3 separate regions of the Homo sapiens genome follow, and all the other regions are linked to region 1. The links are chromatin contacts, found by Hi-C or POLR2A ChIA-PET in ENCODE. All regions are on one chromosome and are shown on one strand. Each heading gives the region's core, a stretch centred on a gene start or an enhancer-like site at or near the end of the contact. The rest is flanking DNA. Distances are from core to core; before and after follow the strand shown.

Evidence for each region. A loop is a pair of places that touch in the nucleus more often than their neighbours do. ChIA-PET counts read pairs that join two places held with the same protein, here RNA polymerase II (POLR2A). Pooled maps may share reads with other maps.
Region 2: a loop to region 1 is called in a map of CD8-positive, alpha-beta T cell, with 28 times the contacts of the local background. The contact joins the promoter of PRRC2A here to the promoter of NEU1 in region 1. A Hi-C loop is called at or near these places in 7 of 168 maps with a recorded cell type or tissue (B cell, CD4-positive, alpha-beta memory T cell, CD8-positive, alpha-beta T cell and 3 more), 16 of 37 single-sample maps with no recorded cell type and 19 of 50 pooled maps. POLR2A ChIA-PET finds 5 or more read pairs at or near these places in 5 of 52 experiments (BJ, CD4-positive, alpha-beta memory T cell, WTC11 and 2 more).
Region 3: a loop to region 1 is called in a pooled map, with 3 times the contacts of the local background. The contact joins the enhancer-like site here to the promoter of NEU1 in region 1. A Hi-C loop is called at or near these places in 2 of 50 pooled maps. POLR2A ChIA-PET finds 5 or more read pairs at or near these places in 4 of 52 experiments (Caco-2, H1, IMR-90 and 1 more).

The regions. Positions count from the first base shown.
Region 1 is chr6:31,860,748-31,864,608 of GRCh38, reverse strand. It overlaps NEU1 (neuraminidase 1), which reads left to right and starts at 1,788. Exons shown (of 6, transcript NM_000434.4): 1 at 1,788-1,991; 2 at 2,418-2,610; 3 at 3,159-3,421. The coding sequence starts at 1,833. SLC44A4 (solute carrier family 44 member 4) reads left to right here. Exons shown (of 21, transcript NM_025257.3): 21 at 861-1,417. The coding sequence ends at 982. RefSeq lists enhancers at 1-357, 358-981, 982-1,607.
Region 2 is chr6:31,618,792-31,622,671 of GRCh38, reverse strand. PRRC2A (proline rich coiled-coil 2A) reads right to left here and starts at 1,957. Exons shown (of 31, transcript NM_004638.4): 1 at 1,814-1,957.
Region 3 is chr6:32,085,488-32,089,367 of GRCh38, reverse strand. It overlaps TNXB (tenascin XB), which reads left to right. Exons shown (of 44, transcript NM_001365276.2): 5 at 1-145; 6 at 320-583; 7 at 3,250-3,618. Among named protein-coding and RNA genes, the nearest start is that of TNXB, 22 kb to the left of the region's middle. Within about 2 kb of position 1,612, at least 20 of the 41 ENCODE cell types and tissues checked have a DNase peak (open chromatin) inside an H3K27ac peak, as active enhancers do.

The DNA.
Region 1 (3,861 bases), core at 539-3,038:
GAGCCGTTCAAGCATTTTTTTTTTTTTTTGGAGATTTGGTGCTTCTAGAAACAATGCCTTTGTGAGCTAAACGAACCAGAGGGAGCTTCTTGTGACATCCTGAGGCCAGGCGTTTAGGGAAGAAGGAAGAGAGTGAGCCCCCAGGCCGGTAGGCTCTCCAAAGAAGGAGCATTCTGATGGAGAGGTCTCTGCTATCTTCCCTAAGAAATCTCGGGTAGAAGTTAGCCATTAGAGGCCAGGCATGGTGGCTCACGCCTGTCATGCCAGCACTTTGGGGGACCGAGGTGGGCAGATCACCCTGAGGTCAGGAGTTCGAGACCAGCCTGGCCCACATGGTGAAACCCCTCTCTACTAAAAATACAAAAAATTAGCTGGGCGCGGTGGCGGGCGCCTGTAATCCCAGCCACTTGGGAGGCTGAAGCAGGAGAATCGCTTGAACTCAGGAGGCGGAGGTTGCAGCGAGCCGAGATTGCGCTACTGCACTTCAGCTTGGGCGACAGCAAGACTCCGTCTCAAAACAAAGAAAAAAGATTAAAAAAAAAAAAGAGCCATTAGAGAGACTTCCCAGCAGGTGGCTGTAGCGGCAGGGGATTTTCTTACTCTACAGCATGCATCCATTCAGGGTTTGCCAGTCTCCTCCTAAGCGACTGACATGCATTTTTTCCGCTAATTCTTATCATCGCTCTATGCAACATAATATTCCCGACCCCACTTCACAGGAGGAAACTGAGATTACATAACCTGCCCGGGGGTAAGGGTGGTGGTGCAGCTTGGATTCCAAATCCCGCAGGCAGCTTGCCTCCCAGTCCCCGATTTCCTGGCCCCAGGGTCCGCTCTAACCGGTCTCTGTTGCGGCTCAGTGGAAGACCTGGAGCGGAACAACGGCTCCCTGGACCGGCCCTACTACATGTCCAAGAGCCTTCTAAAGATTCTGGGCAAGAAGAACGAGGCGCCCCCGGACAACAAGAAGAGGAAGAAGTGACAGCTCCGGCCCTGATCCAGGACTGCACCCCACCCCCACCGTCCAGCCATCCAACCTCACTTCGCCTTACAGGTCTCCATTTTGTGGTAAAAAAAGGTTTTAGGCCAGGCGCCGTGGCTCACGCCTGTAATCCAACACTTTGAGAGGCTGAGGCGGGCGGATCACCTGAGTCAGGAGTTCGAGACCAGCCTGGCCAACATGGTGAAACCTCCGTCTCTATTAAAAATACAAAAATTAGCCGAGAGTGGTGGCATGCACCTGTCATCCCAGCTACTCGGGAGGCTGAGGCAGGAGAATCGCTTGAACCCGGGAGGCAGAGGTTGCAGTGAGCCGAGATCGCGCCACTGCACTCCAACCTGGGTGACAGACTCTGTCTCCAAAACAAAACAAACAAACAAAAAGATTTTATTAAAGATATTTTGTTAACTCAGTAAATCTGTGACTCATTCTCTCCACGACGACAGGCGGCCTTTTTTTTTCCGCGCCCGGCTCTTTAAAATCGGCCCCGCCCCTGTGACGTGTCCTGGTGCCGCGGCCAATCAAAAAGCCCAATAAGGATGGTGCCAGTCCCTTCTTCACCCCAGCCAGTCCGCTTCCCGTTCGGGTCACGCGCTCCGGGCCTCCAAGAGGGCCTCCAAGAGGGCCAATCGGAAGGGCAAGCTTCGAGATGCTGCGTGATCACGTGGGAGGAGATGAGCTACTTGAAGACCAATTAGAGTCCGGGAAGCGCGGCGGGGCCTCCAGACCGGGGCGGGCTTAAGGGTGACATCTGCGCTTTAAAGGGTCCGGGTCAGCTGACTCCCGACTCTGTGGAGTCTAGCTGCCAGGGTCGCGGCAGCTGCGGGGAGAGATGACTGGGGAGCGACCCAGCACGGCGCTCCCGGACAGACGCTGGGGGCCGCGGATTCTGGGCTTCTGGGGAGGCTGTAGGGTTTGGGTGTTTGCCGCGATCTTCCTGCTGCTGTCTCTGGCAGCCTCCTGGTCCAAGGCTGAGAACGACTTCGGTCTGGTGAGTCACCCTTTGCATAGCCCCATCCCCGACCCGCGCAGGTGATCGACACCTAGTGTCCCCCGGAACGCGGGCGGCTGAGCCGACTTTCCGCGACAGGACCCTTTTCTTTCTCCCAGACCCCGTTTCCTCCTACCGCTCCCAGCCCCTCTCCCTCTCCGGGTCCCCGTCCTTCTCCTCATTCGAGCCCCTTCCTCTTTTGGGGTCCCCTTCCCTCCCTGAAGGCGCCTTCTCCTTTCGTAGACCCTCCCCTGCTCCGAGCCTCCAGCTTCGCTCCAAACTCCCCTTCGTGTTCCTCTTTCTTGTTCTGGGACCCCATCCCCTACTCGGGATCCCCATTAGATCCTCCCTCTCCCATCGGAACGTGGGTTCCTAAAACCCCCAAGACAAGTTTGTCTTTGTTGACCCTTCCTCCTCCCATGACAGGTGCAGCCGCTGGTGACCATGGAGCAACTGCTGTGGGTGAGCGGGAGACAGATCGGCTCAGTGGACACCTTCCGCATCCCGCTCATCACAGCCACTCCGCGGGGCACTCTTCTCGCCTTTGCTGAGGCGAGGAAAATGTCCTCATCCGATGAGGGGGCCAAGTTCATCGCCCTGCGGAGGTCCATGGACCAGGGTATAAAGATGTCTGGGTGAAAGAGCCGGTGCTAGGTTGGATGGGTGGGCAGCCCAATGAGCCCAAGGGCCCTGAGGATAGGGGAACTTAGAGGGTTGGTTGCCTGAGTCCCTGAGGGGTAGAGGGAACCCGAGAAGGGCAAGTGTCTAGGACAGTGATCTGGAAATTGGGATCACCAAGGAGTTGGACATTCACTTAGCAAACATTTATTGGGTACTATATACCTATACCAGGCACTATTTTAGGTTTCATGAATATAGCCACGAACAAAACAGATCAAAAATCTCTGCCCTCAGGATTTAAATTGTACTGGAAGGAGACAGACAAGCATAATAAACAAGTAAACTTTTTTGTCTGTTGCAAGGTGATAAATGCAATGGAGAAAAATAAAACAGGACAAGAGGTATAGATAGTGCAAGTGTTGGATTGCACCCTGGGACCATCGGAAGGCCTGAGGTCCCTAGCAGAAGGTGGGAAATTAACGGGAAGTGGTAGAAAGGGTACCTGCAGAGTGCTCACTCTGGGTTTCTTCCTCCAATTTTTTTCAGGCAGCACATGGTCTCCTACAGCGTTCATTGTCAATGATGGGGATGTCCCCGATGGGCTGAACCTTGGGGCAGTAGTGAGCGATGTTGAGACAGGAGTAGTATTTCTTTTCTACTCCCTTTGTGCTCACAAGGCCGGCTGCCAGGTGGCCTCTACCATGTTGGTATGGAGCAAGGATGATGGTGTTTCCTGGAGCACACCCCGGAATCTCTCCCTGGATATTGGCACTGAAGTGTTTGCCCCTGGACCGGGCTCTGGTATTCAGGTCTCTGTCCTAGGAGATAGGTGGAGGGGGCTGCCTTGTGGAGAGTCTGAGGGATACCCCCAAATGGACTCCTTTCCAAGGGGAAGATTCTCTGAAGTCAGATTTTCTGGCTTGGGTGGGATTCCTTGAAAGACAGGGCATCCTGGTAGGAACACATTATCAGGAGAAGAGGGAACTCTGCCATTGGCTTCCCATTTGGCATTGTCAACAGGACTGCGTTAGTCCATGCAATACCCTCATGCAAAGTAGAAAAAGGCACTGCCTCTTTGGACAGACACAAGCCTGTGCCAGGGTGCACAGCTTGGCGAGTGAGCACAGGTTGGGTTTAAGCTCTCATGCACCCTGTGGCTGGGCCCCTGGTGCACATGTCCAGCTGTACACCCTGGGAGAGCTTCTTAATTCAAACAGGGTGTGTATTTATGGGATCTGACTGGAACCCT
Region 2 (3,880 bases), core at 708-3,207, 240 kb after region 1:
AAACTTAAAAACTCCATTGCATTATCATTAGGGACTCAGATATGAGGCCCTCTGGTGTCTTTTCCTCCAGTCTATGTAAACTGCCCACTCTTCTCAAGCAACCATGATCTACTTAGCTCCCTCATAGCTCAAATGCCATGTTCCCTCCTTTCCCCCAGACACCTTTGTCAAGGAAATCTAAGTAAAAATCCAGCATCCTCCTAGTATAAACACTCTGCCCTTTGTGCCTGTCTACAAAGAGTAATTCCCTACAAGTAATAATCTCTTCTCTCTCCACCAAAATCGTTTCAGAGACTTACAACAGGACAAATTCAAGCAAGAGAAAACTAAAAAAGAAGCATACAATTCCATCAGAGAAGAAGAAACAACACTTTAGATTCCCTGTTTATTGGACACAAGCTCCCTAATCATGCCCCCAGGGCCCTGTACCCCAGGCTCCCAGCCCAGCAGCCTCGTGTCCATCTGGGAAGGTTTGCAGGAAGGTATGCTGGGAGTTTAAGGATTTTATGAGCTTGCTCAGCCGGAATGGGGGTTGGTACCAGAGAAATCCTCATAGAACAACTAGGGCTGTACATACTCCCAGGCTATAGGAACCTCAAGTATTTGAAATATCCCATCTTTTCCTAAACTTGCTCCTGTATTGGCTCCTGGAAAAAATCGCCTCCAGATGAAATACTGTTTTACCATATGAAGAACTGAGAAAAAGCATTATGGAGCCACCTTAGCACCCTGTAACCATGGGCCAGAAAACAGAGGGCCAAGGCCAGAGCCATCTTCGTTTTCCTATCCTCATTAAAAATGTCCATCACCAGTGTTTCTTTACTCGATACCTCCAGCTCCCTAAGCAAGCCGGACGACAGGTCTCTCAGTCCATTCCAGAGTGACCAGGCATTCGTTTATGGACGGGAACAGTGTAAAGAGATGAGAAATAGTGGGGAAGAAAGCAGGGAAATCCAGACAGGCCCAGAATGAAAGCTAAAATTGGGGAGAAAGAACTTTATGACAAGCTAGAGATAAGATGGATGTTGCTTCGTAGGTGTTTGAGGAGGCCAATCTGTGAAGATAAATATATGAAGGGAAAACGAATACAAGAGTCATGTAGCGAATAGACCAAAACTAACAGAAAATAATGAATACGAAAGCAGGTGGAAAATATATGGAAACAGGAATGGCAAAAAAAAAAAGGATGTAGACAACGAAGTAAGGGGGCAGAGGCCCAAGAAGAAAAACGGGGTTGGGGGAGAAAGGAGACGAGGAACAGGAAAAATGAAAAAGCAGACATAGGGCGACTGAGCAACATAGAAAGCAAAGATGCTGGGATAAAAGCAGGATTCTAGAGTGGGAGTGGCTCGACACGAAGAGGGGCGTCCAGAGGGGGGAACACAGCGCTGGATGATAGGAGGGGGTCCAATATGGAGGAAAAGCGCCCTTCCGAGAGAACCGTCGGGCGCGGCCCACCACCACGGGGCGGCAGCCGGGGAGGGGGCCCACAAATGGGGGTGAAAAGCCAGGAGCGCAGCGGAGGGTAGGGAGTTACGGACCCAGGCGCAGGGGTCACCCCCTGAAGCCAAGACGGTGGGTGGTTAGGGGCAGACTACGGATCCTGAATGAACTGCCGGAGGTGCGGGTCCCGGAGTAGAGGTACCGGAGGGGGAGGGGCAAGCAGGCCCGGCAGCAGGAGGACAAAATGGCGGCGGCTAATGGCAGCTTCTCCTCCCCCCGGCCCACCACCGCCGCCGCCGCCGCCACCGCCACCGCCACCACCTCTCCCGCGCCGGAAAAGGGCGTCAGCGCACGGTTCACCCAGACTCACCTGGCCGGGTGCGCGGGGATCCGGGACCCGGGCCTAGGGGCTCCCCGGGACGGGATGGCGGTGGGGCGGGGGAGGATGGCGGCGGATGGCGCCGGGTTCGGCTCCTCCCGTCTCCCTCGCTCACTCCGCGGCTGAGCCCCGACTAACGGCCCATCCGGGCAACCGCCGCCCCCGGGAGCACCCCCTCCCACCTCCCACCTCCCTCCGCGCCTAGACACGCCCCTTAATTTGCATAAAGGGCGGGGCACTTTCTACCCTAACCCTCTACTTCCAGGGCTGTCTTTAGTTTAAAAAAAAAAAAAAAAGGGCCGGGCGCGCGGAGCATGCGGAGGTTATTTGCATAAAGAGGAGGGACTTAAGGGCACTAGGACCCCGATTGGCTAAGGAGGCGGGCCCCCAGCGTCGGCCGTTGAGCCGTGTTGAGGGGGCGGGAATGCGGTGCAGGTCGGCTGGGCGGTTGGGACGCAGAATTTACACGACGAATGTGGGAGAAAGAGGCGGAGCGTGCGTCGGACGTTAGTAGAAAGATGGGAGCGGAGAGACGTTGGGACGCCAAAAGTGGAAGGCAACGACACACGGCCCGTGGCGCCTTCAGCTAGGGAGAAAGAGAGAGAGGACGGGGGCTGGCGGGCGGGATTAGCTGCCGGAGGGCTGAGTTTCCGCAGGCCTGGTAAGAGTTCCAGCTCTCGCATCCCTTTGCCGTGAGTTTGAGGAGGTGGTTGGAGCGGGGAAATGCACCAGAGGGGCGGGGCCTTCCAGTTATTATATTACGTCATGCAAATGAGGTGGCTAGACAGACCAATCCAAAGGCCCCGGGAAGCGTTTCGTCCGCACCACGCAGCGTAGGCATTCTTCGGGCAGTTCTACCTATTTGCATAATGTATGCAAATCATTTGAACAAAGATAGGCTAGGAATGACTCGTTCATCAAAATATGGGCAACCATCGACTAAGACGGACATTTAATTTTATAACCTATAATTTTCATGAATAAATTTTTATATTTGAAATTATTGGGAATTTGTAATTTCTTAACAATGGGTTTCATTTTGTGAAATGCAGTACTGTTACCCTCCTTTGTCTCTTACTACCCGATTCTAGAACTCTCTGCTCCCATCAGAGTTATACCCATTCAACAGATCATTCAATGACTATGATTTGAAGGCGCTGGAGATAATGCACAGGATATTATAGAAGTAGAGAAATAAGGCCTGGCGCGGTGGCTCACGCCTGTAATCCCAGCACTTTGGGAGGCCTAGGCAGGTGGATCACGAGATCAGGAGTTCAAGACCAGCCTGGCCAACATGATGAAACCCCATTTCTACTAAAAATACAAAAATTTGCCCTACGTGGTGGCGGGCGCCTGTAATCCCAACTACTCGGGAAGCTGAGGCAGAGAATTCCTTGAACCAGGGAGGCGGAGGTTGCACTCCAGCCTGGGTGACAGAGCAAGACTACGTCTCAAAAAAAAAAAAAAAAAAAAAAAAAAAAGAAGGATGGGCGCGGTGGCTCACGCCTGTAATCCCAGCACTTTGGGAGGCTCAGGCGGGCGGATCACCTGAGGTCACGAGTTCGAGACCAGCCTGACCAACATGGAGAAACCCCGTCTCTACTAAAAATACAATTACCCAGGCGTGGTGGCGCATGCCTATGATCCCAGCTACTCGGGAGGCTGAGTCGGGAGAATCGCTTGAACCTGGGAGGCGGAGGTTGTGGTGAGCCAAGATCGTGCCATTGCACTCCAGCCTGGGCAACAAGAGCGAAACTCTATCTCAAAAAAAAAAAAAAAAGAAAGAAGTAGAGAAATAAAATATGATTATGCCTGGGGTGATTGAGAAATGTTTCTAGAAAAACTCTTATTAAGAGATATGAGGCCGGGCGTGGTGGCTTATGCCTGTAGTCCTGGCACTTTGGGAGGCTGAGGCGGGCAGATCACAAGGTCAAGAAATGGAGACCATCCTGGCCAACATGGCAAAACCCCGTCTCTACTAAAAATACAAAAATTAGCTGGACTGGTGGCGCGTGCCTGTAGTCTCAGCTACTTGGGAGGCTGAGGCAGGAGAATCGC
Region 3 (3,880 bases), core at 363-2,862, 220 kb before region 1:
AGCCCCCCATTCACAGCACGGGTTCCAAGCTCTGCCTCAGCCTATGACCAGAGAGGACTGGCCCCTGGACAGGAGTACCAGGTCACTGTCCGAGCCCTTCGAGGGACCAGCTGGGGCCTTCCTGCCTCCAAGACCATCACCACCAGTGAGAGCTGGGGCTGTGGGGAGGGGTGTCCTGAGTGGAGATCTGGACTAGAGAGGGAATCTGCCCTCCGGGAGGGCAGAAGGAAGGGGCTGGATGGGGGCTAGGCTCTTGGAAGGAAAGATGATGATTGAAGAACCAGACACCCACCTGAGTCCTCCTCTTTAACCTGGCTAGTGATCGATGGGCCCCAGGACCTCCGAGTGGTGGCTGTGACACCGACAACACTGGAGCTTGGCTGGCTGCGTCCCCAGGCTGAGGTGGACCGATTTGTGGTGTCCTACGTCAGTGCCGGCAACCAGAGGGTGAGGCTGGAAGTGCCCCCTGAAGCAGACGGGACGCTGCTGACTGACCTGATGCCAGGCGTAGAATATGTGGTGACTGTCACAGCGGAGCGGGGCCGGGCAGTCAGCTACCCAGCTTCTGTCAGGGCCAACACAGGTATGGCTGGCCAGAGGTTAGGGAAGGGCCCTGGTTTCCCAGCCTTGGATCCTCCTCCTCAGGAGCCCAGGCTCAGGGCTCACAGACTCCTCTGAATGCTTCTGGCAGGTGTGTGGCAGTCTCGAGGCACCTGCTGGGGGCCTTGCTCTGTCCTGAGGCCACTGGGGAGACAGAGCCCTCAGATGCCTGGAGTCCTGTAGGAAGGTTATTACAGGTTAGCCTATGAAAGGAATGGCCCCAGGGAGAGAAGTGAATAGGAGATGCTGCCTGATCCAGTCAGTTAAGGGAGGTTCTTTTTTAAATTTAGGTACCGGGACAGGCCTTGTGCTGATAGATCTTGTGGGACTGGAATTAGGCAGATTAGAGATCATCAGTCCTGTTGACTTTTGGATTGGGATTGCTGGGAGGTGGGTCTCACAGCAGTGATTTTCCACTAAACCTCGAGGTTTCTTAACAGATACCTGGATATTTTTCTTTTCCTGTGACAGGGGGACACCCACCTCGCTGTAGCTCATGTTCTCTTCCCCGACTCCCCTTTCTCTCCTTCAGCTACAGGGCCCCACCCACGGGCTTCTCTCTTCTTTCTAGGGCACCAACAGTGGTGGGCTTGGAGGGGAATGGGGGGGCTGCGGGACACTGACCGATTTCCCTCCGTTCTCTTTCCAGGTGGGGCTGGGGCACAGGGAAGAGGCCTCTGGCTCTGGTGGGAGGGATCGAGGGAGGGGCTGCCGCGGGAAGGAGTGCCGGGAGGGAGCTGCCACTGACCTGTTCTCCCCTTTTTTGCCCCTGGCAGCACCAGGCCACTACAGTTACCCGGAGGTGCGCCCCCCAGCCCCGCCCCCCAAGTCCCGGCCCCGGCCAGCCCCAGCCCCGCGGCCCCCACGGCCCCCTTGGCCCTCGAGGCCAGCAGAGGAAAGGGAGGAGGAGTCCCCGCCCAGGCCAAGCCTGTCCCAGCCCCCACGGCGGCCTTGGGGCAACCTGACGGCCGAGCTGAGCCGTTTCCGCGGCACGGTGCAGGACCTGGAGCGCCACCTGCGGGCTCACGGCTACCCACTGCGGGCCAACCAGACTTACACGTCGGTGGCGCGCCACATCCATGAATACTTGCAGCGGCGTCTGTTGGCCGCCGCCCCAGCCGGCTCCCCCGCACCCCCGCCCCGCCACCCCCGCCCCACCGCCAGCCCTGATCCCGGCACCAGGAAACGGGACTCCAACCAGGGAATCTACGGCCTCTCGCCTGAAGGCGTCGACCGGGTGGCTGCGTCCCGCCACCCCAAGCCAGAGGTGCTGGGCAGTTCCGCCGATGGCGCGCTTCTCGTGTCTCTCGACGGGCTCCGCGGCCAGTTCGAGCGCGTGGTGCTGCGCTGGCGGCCTCAGCCGCCTGCAGAGGGCCCCGGCGGTGAGCTGACTGTGCCGGGCACCACGCGCACCGTCAGCCTGCCCGACCTCAGGCCCGGCACCACCTACCACGTGGAGGTCCACGGGGTGCGGGCGGGGCAGACCTCCAAGTCCTACGCCTTCATCACCACCACAGGTAGTGTGGGCTGGGGCCACGGGACACCTATCCCTTGTCCAGCCTCACCTGCCGTTGGAGCCTGCATTCATGAATTCCTCCCACTGCCACCCCCCACTGCCCCCTTCTACCTTCAGGCCCTACCTGGCCGGGGCTCCAGGGGGCCCCCAGGACAAAGCACGAGTCCATTGTCCCTAGAAGACGTCCCCACCCCAGGGTCCTGGCATCCATCCTGTGGATGCCTAAGGTCAAGGCAGCGCCTTCTTTGGGGTTTCCCGGGACACTTCCAGGATTGTTATTTTAGGCAATAGAGGGTGATGTGGTTGGGGCACCTGCAAAGATTCACTGGAGCAGTTTGAGTGGGCTGGGAATTGAAAACAGTGATTCCCGTTCTGACTCACTGTGGTGAGAGTGGCTGAAGACTGTGGTTAGTGGTTACTGTTTTCCACAATTTGGCCTTGACCTTGAAGGGACACATCAGAACTGCGTGGGGGTGGCCTGGGTGCCATCAGGCAGCAACTGTATATTGGGGAGGTGAAACCACTGCTTCTTAAGCTGGCTTTTCAGACCCCCTGGCTCACTTTATGCTGGTCTCTCCCACAGGAACGATGTCTGGGCTTGGGGAAAGGGCACCCTGTGGCTGCTGTGGGGAGGGTGGTGGACCTCTTCTTCCCCCATAGGGCCCAGATGCCACCTGACCTGGATGTCCACCCCCACACCCTCTCTCTCTTCCCACTGCCCACTCTCCTCTTGCATCCTCCCTCTCTAACACCACTGTCTTTCTTCCAGGCTTCTCACTGCAGCACTAATGGAAGCCACCTGACCACCACCCAGTGGGGGGGATGTATGTGGGGAGGGACATGGAAGTCTCCGGGGGCTGGAGGTCATGGAAGCCTTGTGGGGTGAAGGATAGCAGGCTTTATTTTACCTATTACCTGCCTGAAGCACAGGCCCGTCTGCTCAGGAATGTGGTAGATGGGGGTGTTTGGAGGATTGGCTGACCTTTGGGAGGAGGGAGTGGCCCAGGTGAGGGAACCAGAAGTAGAAGTAGAACAAGGCTCTTAGAGGCTGGAGGGCAGAACCTGGGGACTGGGGATTCCTTTCTAGTTCTCATACTGGACTCTCCTCTTTTTCTCACCCTGCCCCTTCCCAGGGTCCTCACCCTTGGGCCTCTTGGGGACTACCGATGAGCCTCCTCCCTCAGGCCCCTCGACGACGCAAGGGGCCCAGGCTCCTCTCCTGCAGCAGCGCCCCCAGGAGCTGGGAGAGTTGAGGGTGCTGGGCAGAGATGAGACAGGGCGCCTCCGTGTGGTCTGGACCGCCCAGCCTGACACCTTTGCCTACTTCCAACTGCGCATGCGGGTGCCCGAGGGGCCGGGGGCACATGAGGAAGTGCTGCCAGGGGACGTCCGCCAGGCTCTGGTGCCTCCACCCCCTCCTGGAACCCCGTATGAGCTGTCACTTCATGGGGTCCCTCCTGGGGGCAAGCCCTCTGACCCCATCATCTACCAAGGCATTATGGGTACATCTTGGACTCTGCTCAGATCAATATCCTGAGATTGGGGGAGGAGCTGGGGTTATTGGGACTTCAGAGGTAGGATGGATATTGAGGGGCCAGTGAAGGGCAGGGCTGATGTTTGGGGCTGGATAGAGGAGAAAAGGAGAGAAAAGGAATTGCAGGTTCAGCAGGAAGATGGATCGAGGGGGATCTTAAAACAATGATAAGGATGGGTGGGGAGAGGGGAAAGAGGCAGAGGTAAAAAGGCCGAGGGTGGGACAGAGAT